Linked DNA regions of Homo sapiens: region 1 is linked to region 2. Evidence: read pairs that join two places in POLR2A ChIA-PET (ENCODE). Cell type or tissue: A673. All regions are shown on one strand. Each heading gives the region's core, and the rest is flanking DNA. Links, peaks and the distances in the headings are about the cores only.

What was found. Peaks named below come from ENCODE experiments on the same cell type or tissue, not always from the same donor. Only the 100,000 strongest peaks of a DNase experiment are listed, where the experiment ranks them.
Region 1: POLR2A ChIA-PET joins it to region 2 with 11 read pairs; 2 of 35 experiments call an interaction of 5 or more read pairs at or near these places.

What each region holds. Positions count from the first base shown.
Region 1 is chr13:45,850,464-45,853,374 of GRCh38, reverse strand. It overlaps SIAH3 (siah E3 ubiquitin protein ligase family member 3), which reads left to right and starts at 1,622. Exons shown (of 2, transcript NM_198849.3): 1 at 1,622-1,880. The coding sequence starts at 1,746. RefSeq lists an enhancer at 2,513-2,911. In A673, for the core only: no CTCF peak of the experiment used is centred there; DNase peaks (open chromatin) are centred at 1,594 and 2,494; H3K4me3 peaks cover 1,566 bases; H3K27ac peaks cover 1,100 bases.
Region 2 is chr13:45,783,594-45,786,504 of GRCh38, reverse strand. SIAH3 (siah E3 ubiquitin protein ligase family member 3) reads left to right here. Exons shown (of 2, transcript NM_198849.3): 2 at 2,448-2,911. Among named protein-coding and RNA genes, the nearest start is that of SIAH3, 67 kb to the left of the region's middle. RefSeq lists enhancers at 2,355-2,855, 2,856-2,911. In A673, for the core only: no CTCF peak of the experiment used is centred there; no DNase peak of the experiment used is centred there.

The DNA.
Region 1 (2,911 bases), core at 177-2,676, 67 kb before region 2:
GGACTCAGGTCCTATAAAAATATCACATTGATGAGGTTCTAATCAGTTCAAATGTTGTCATCTTCTAGTTTGGTGCCAGTGTCGTTATTTTAAAAGTGCAAAGTTTCCATGTTTAATTGGTGTTCAGCTTGTCTCTTAAAACATTGGTTTGGTTTTAAATGCAAGTTAAAATGAACAGCCTGGGCTCTGTCCTGGCATCAATAAACTTGTGCATTATTTTTATCCCGTATGTTATTCTGTTGTTAGTTTAACTGCCTGACCAGGTCACAGACCTAGGTGTTCCACGTGTGCATATGTTTTGCATACATTACAACCCAAGCATTGTAGCCAGAGCAGAACAAGAGCCATGAGGGAGGGGGCTCACACTCACAGGGTACAATTCACAGTGGGGGCTGATCCTGCTCCAGGCAGCACTGGATCTGGCCTGACTTCTCAAGAGAGAAACAACCAGGGAAGAGGGAAAACACAATACACTGAACTCCCCTGCTTTAGCTGCAAAGACTAAACCATCAGAGCTAGTCCCGAAAAACCCAAAACCCTTCAAGTACTGCTTAGGAATCTTTCTTCAAGAACCAGCGGCCTCCCGCCCACCCACCAGCCCTGTTCTGGGGAGCAAGGACAGGTTTGCAGTCTGAGGACTGGAATGCCCTCTGCCTGTGCCAGCACAGAAATGTGCTGCTAGCATTTGCAGAAACAAGTAAATGATGTGGTATGTGCATCCTTAATCTCTATTTTAATGTCTCCAGCAATCTAGTGGTTAATTAGCAATTTGCTGCCCACCAATATGCAAATGAATGACAAGCAAAGGTTCTCTGCATCTGTAATTATTTTGCTGATTTACAAGCCTCTTTCCTCTCAGTGTAGGTTTTTCTGTGTGTGTGCATTCATGCATCAGGGATTTCATTATTTTTTGAAGCATACTCTGTGCATTTTTATCCTTTAATACTTTCAGACTTCAGTAATCACAGTATTTTGAAAAAAAGAAAATATATATATATGTATAGTAATATATATGTATGTGCTTCCCTCCACCCCTCAACTCCAAATGAATTTGTCAGGGATTCTTTTCTTTGATAAAGAGTGGAGAGTAAGATTTATCAAGGGGCTGTAATCCAAATTGCAGAAAGTCAGAACGCAAGATTGAAAGATACACATTTTTGCTGCTGCCAAGTCCTTATCTGGATTCAGAGTCTAGTAATATTTTATTTTCTCCCAAGCAGCTCTGGTGAGTCGAGCCATGATCTGCGTTATCCATCTGCCTACTTTGGAGCGGGGTGTTGTACTATTTGGCGGCTTAAACGCTTTACGTTCTTGCCAGGGCATTAAGAAAGGCTCTCATGTTAAATTAAGTCAATTAATAAATGGAGACACATTAAGCAATCAATTTTGTCAGCCTATCTCCCCAGCATTAGGTATGGTTGGCTGTAATCACAAGATAAATGCAATGTGCTGATCTATGGTAATGTTCAATAATACATTCTCCGCCAGGCTCAATTCATCAGGGAGTTTCGGTAGGGAAGGCATTTGTTATTGGCTGTCTCTGCACCTCAAGGATAACATTTCTGTCCTTTTGATTGGCCGCCTCACTGCTGCAAGATTCTAACCGTCTTATTTTGATGATGAATATGAAGGCGCGCTAAGCCGGGCTGGAGCGGAGTGTCTCAGAGGCTGCGCTCCTTCCAGGGCCCAAGGACTCACAGCTTCCTCCGCTGCCTTCCCGGACCAACAACCCCCCAAAAGTTGTGATGCTTTTCTTTACCCAGTGCTTTGGGGCTGTATTAGATCTCATTCATCTCCGGTTTCAGCACTACAAGGCTAAACGGGTTTTCTCCGCTGCCGGGCAACTTGTCTGTGTCGTCAACCCCACACACAACCTAAAGGTGAGTCTCTGTGTCATTTTACCTTCACCGGGCTCAGGTTCAAGTCCTTTCTCGGAGGCGGCAGCGACCCTCCGGCGAACGTGTGCAGCCCTTTGCAAACCCGGGTCTCGGGGGCTGGGACGGTGTCTGGAACCCGGCGTGTTTGCCTCGGCTCACTCTCGCTCTCTAGGTGATTGGGTGCTGTTAGTGACCGAGTGTTGTTTCCCCAGCTGGCAGGAAAAGCTGGATTGATGGTCTGATGTCTTTCCCCGACGCTGTCAACCTGAGAGTGGCGTGGGGGGCAGAAGTGAGGGTGGTGGAGGGAACAGGGGGGCGTCCCCATCACTCCCCCTACTATTTGTGGGCAAGTGCTCAGGAGACAGGATTTGAAGTTAGCCAAATTCTCTCTGTCCCATGTGTTGGGAGAGGTGGTCAAACACGAGGATTTTAGAAGCTACTGGGGGGTGAGGAATCCTGAAACAGGGACTTGGACGTCGGTGGGGTGGGGGGAGGGTTCTTTCTGCAAAGTGTTTGTCCTTGTCCTCAGACTCGTGTGTGTGTGTGTGTGTGTGTGTGTGTGTGTGTGTGTGTGTGTGGTGTCGGGAGGATTTTGGCTTATTTCCTTCCTGCTGGTTAGATGCGCTCTGTGTACTGGAGCAGGATTTGCCTGGCTTGTGTAATAATGACACCAGCTTCTAGCTGCTGCCGCCGCTGCCTGGAGCACCCTAGGCAGCTGGGTGCTGGGTTGCTCGCGGCTGCCTAGCTGCCCCGGGGCCTCTGCATTTGTACCCTCAGGTCAGTGCCCTTTTAGAGACCAGACAAAATATGGGGTCCGGCAGAGCCGCTTAACATCACAGCCAAGACTGACTGGGAAAGGAATGATGGGCCACTGGTTAGGGGTAGTAGGGAGGAGGGGAAGTCAGGGAGGTGGGGGCTGGGGAGAGGGTGCAGCTGAACTCCCCGGATGGGAAACTCAGCACCTTGCCTCTCTCCTAACATAAAAGATGGACTCATTGGAAGTTCCTTTCCTGTACTCCTGTGTAAGGCAGGCA
Region 2 (2,911 bases), core at 146-2,645:
CCTGTGAACTTCCTAGTCTATGATCTGTCACCATTAACTGATCTGGGCCCCATTCCCAGCTGCAGCCCTTAGGAGCTGTGTGACTTTGGCAAGTGACTCAATCTCTCTGTGTCTCTGTTTCTTCATTTATAAGACAAACATAAAATGTTTCTCTCCTGATTGTTGTAAAGACTGGTAGAGAGGGGCCTTCTCAGAGACTGGAAGAGGGACACCATTTGGGTTTTTCATGAGAGCCCAAGACTGGGTCCTCTTGAGTATAGGAGAAGAAGTTGCCTGCCTACCGGCCCTGCAGACAGTGGGAAGGTCCATGGGAGGGTCCTGACCCTGGCTGATGGAAGGTGTGGGCCCTGGGCTTCCTGCATGATCCCAGGAGAGGGGAGAAACCCCCCCGACCAAATCACTAAATGGTCCATGCCACCAGCAGGCAGGTGGGGACAAAGCCAGATTTTTATTTTTTAATAAGGAAATTGATCTTTTCTGTGAAAAATTAAATGAAATAATTATTTTAAAAATACCTCCTTTCCATAGCAGCTGACACTTAGTAGATGCTACATACTAGTTAGTTTCCTTCCCCATACTTAACACTGAGGGATAAGTCAGACTCATCACTAGCAGGATTTTGGAACACAGCTTGTTCCTTCATAGCTGAAGACACACTGTTCACCTTGGGGAAGGGGAACCAGGTGGGGTTGCAGGATGGAGGACAGCAGACTGCCCAGCAGCTACCATCCAGGGGCAGGACAGGCGCTACTGGAAGAGCCCCTGTAGATCACACTTCTGGGGGAAGAATGAGGAAACCAGCAGATGGAACTAACAACTGGAGAGGAGAGCTGATCTGGCCCCTACCTCCTCCAGGTCACCTCCATCACTCGGGTGACAATCCCAGTGCACCATGTGTGCACATGTATGTGTCATGAGCGTGTGTGTATGCATGCATGTGTATTGCGTGCATGACTGTGCATGTATGTACATGTATGTGTGTCCTGAATGCCCTAAAGAAAGGAAGCTAGCTGGCTCACTATTAGCCACAGGAAGTCAGGGGAGATAGATAGAAACTCTGGCAGCAACAGTGGCTGGTGACCTTCACCCCTGCCCTCTGTACTTTGGGAATGAACTGAAGCAGGGTGAGGAGGCAAGTGCCCAAAGGCATCTGAAGTCCAGAAAGCATTTGGAGAGCTAGGGCAGAAGGGACACTCCCTACCTGAGGACAGCCTAGGAAATGGCTGCAAGGTGAGCGACTCATGCCTGGAGCGCACTGCAGAGCTGCCACCTCCCCTGTGTGACCTAGACCATGCAGGCTAATTACGGAAAAGAAGGAGTCAGGAAACGGAGGAGGGAGCTGAAGGCAGGAATCACTGGATGGGGGTGTGCTCTTGTGTTCAGAGTCAGGGGGCGTGAAGATGAATCCCAGTCTTTCACTTACCAGTTTTGCAGGCTCCATCACGTTATTACTGAAGCCTGTTTCTTCAACTGAAAAATATGAATCACAGTCTTCATGACACATGGAGGACCTTTGTCAAAACTGTAATTAATTATAAGTGTAGTAATGTCTGTGCCACCCACACCAAAAGACACAGTATCTATTGTGCTCACAGCTGTATCCCTGCAAGGCCCTGGCCACAGCAGATGCTCAATAAATGTTCACAGACACCTGATCAGAAGGCATCCTCACAGCTCTTGGTGTTTTGGGGGGCACTTGTGGGCACGCCACCATGAGGAACAGATGATGGGGAGATTCTCCAGGTGGAGGCTGCCTGGTGATGAGGCTCTGGGAAGCTGCCCTGGGGCAGAGAGCTAGAAATAGGGTAGATGTGTGCCTGGTGCGGCAAAGTCTCAGGAGTCACAGCGGGGACTCTCTCCTTAGGGACTGTAGTCCCAGTGCACACGATCAGCTCTGCATCCCACCAGATGCCTTAGGACGCAGGAGAAGGGCGCCCAAGACAGGACAATCCCTGACTACACTGGAAGGACAAATGGGCATTATGTAAATTTTGTTCTAAAATTAATAACTATGACAAAATAGAAAAAAAAAATCTATTGACCTCCATTGCCTGCACAAAATTATCAACAATATCAAAAAAGCAAAAAAAAAAAAAAAAAAAAAAACAGCTGTCTTTGTTCTTTGTGATTGATGACCATCCTACTGCATGTTACTTGACGAGGAAATTGCCTATTTGCTTGTGTATCTTATTAAAGAACCACAAAGGCACAAATACTGCATTTTCTTGGACTGACTTTTCAGAATCTCAACACCCCCCACCCCAAGGCGCCCACTCTGTCCTTTGTGGTTTTGTTTGTTTGTTTGTTTGTTTGTTTGTTGTTTAAGAAATGAACCTTTCTCAGCCTGCACTGGAGGATCTGCTTTTTAACACTTTGAACATCAGGGGAGTGGCGGCCTGGGAGAGTGGGCCTCATCCCCGCACTGACGTTCTTCTCTTTCCTTACAGTATGTGTCCAGTCGGCGCGCCGTCACTCAGAGCGCTCCAGAGCAAGGCAGCTTCCACCCTCACCATCTCTCCCACCACCACTGCCACCACCGCCACCACCACCACCTCCGCCACCACGCCCACCCCCACCACCTTCACCACCAGGAGGCGGGGCTGCACGCCAACCCGGTGACGCCCTGCCTGTGCATGTGTCCCTTGTTCTCCTGCCAGTGGGAAGGCCGCCTGGAGGTGGTGGTGCCCCACCTGCGGCAGATCCATAGGGTTGACATCCTCCAGGGAGCCGAGATCGTCTTCCTGGCCACGGACATGCACCTCCCCGCGCCGGCTGATTGGATCATCATGCACTCCTGCCTTGGCCACCACTTTCTGTTGGTGCTGAGGAAACAGGAGAGGCATGAAGGGCACCCCCAGTTCTTTGCCACCATGATGCTGATTGGGACCCCCACCCAGGCCGACTGCTTCAC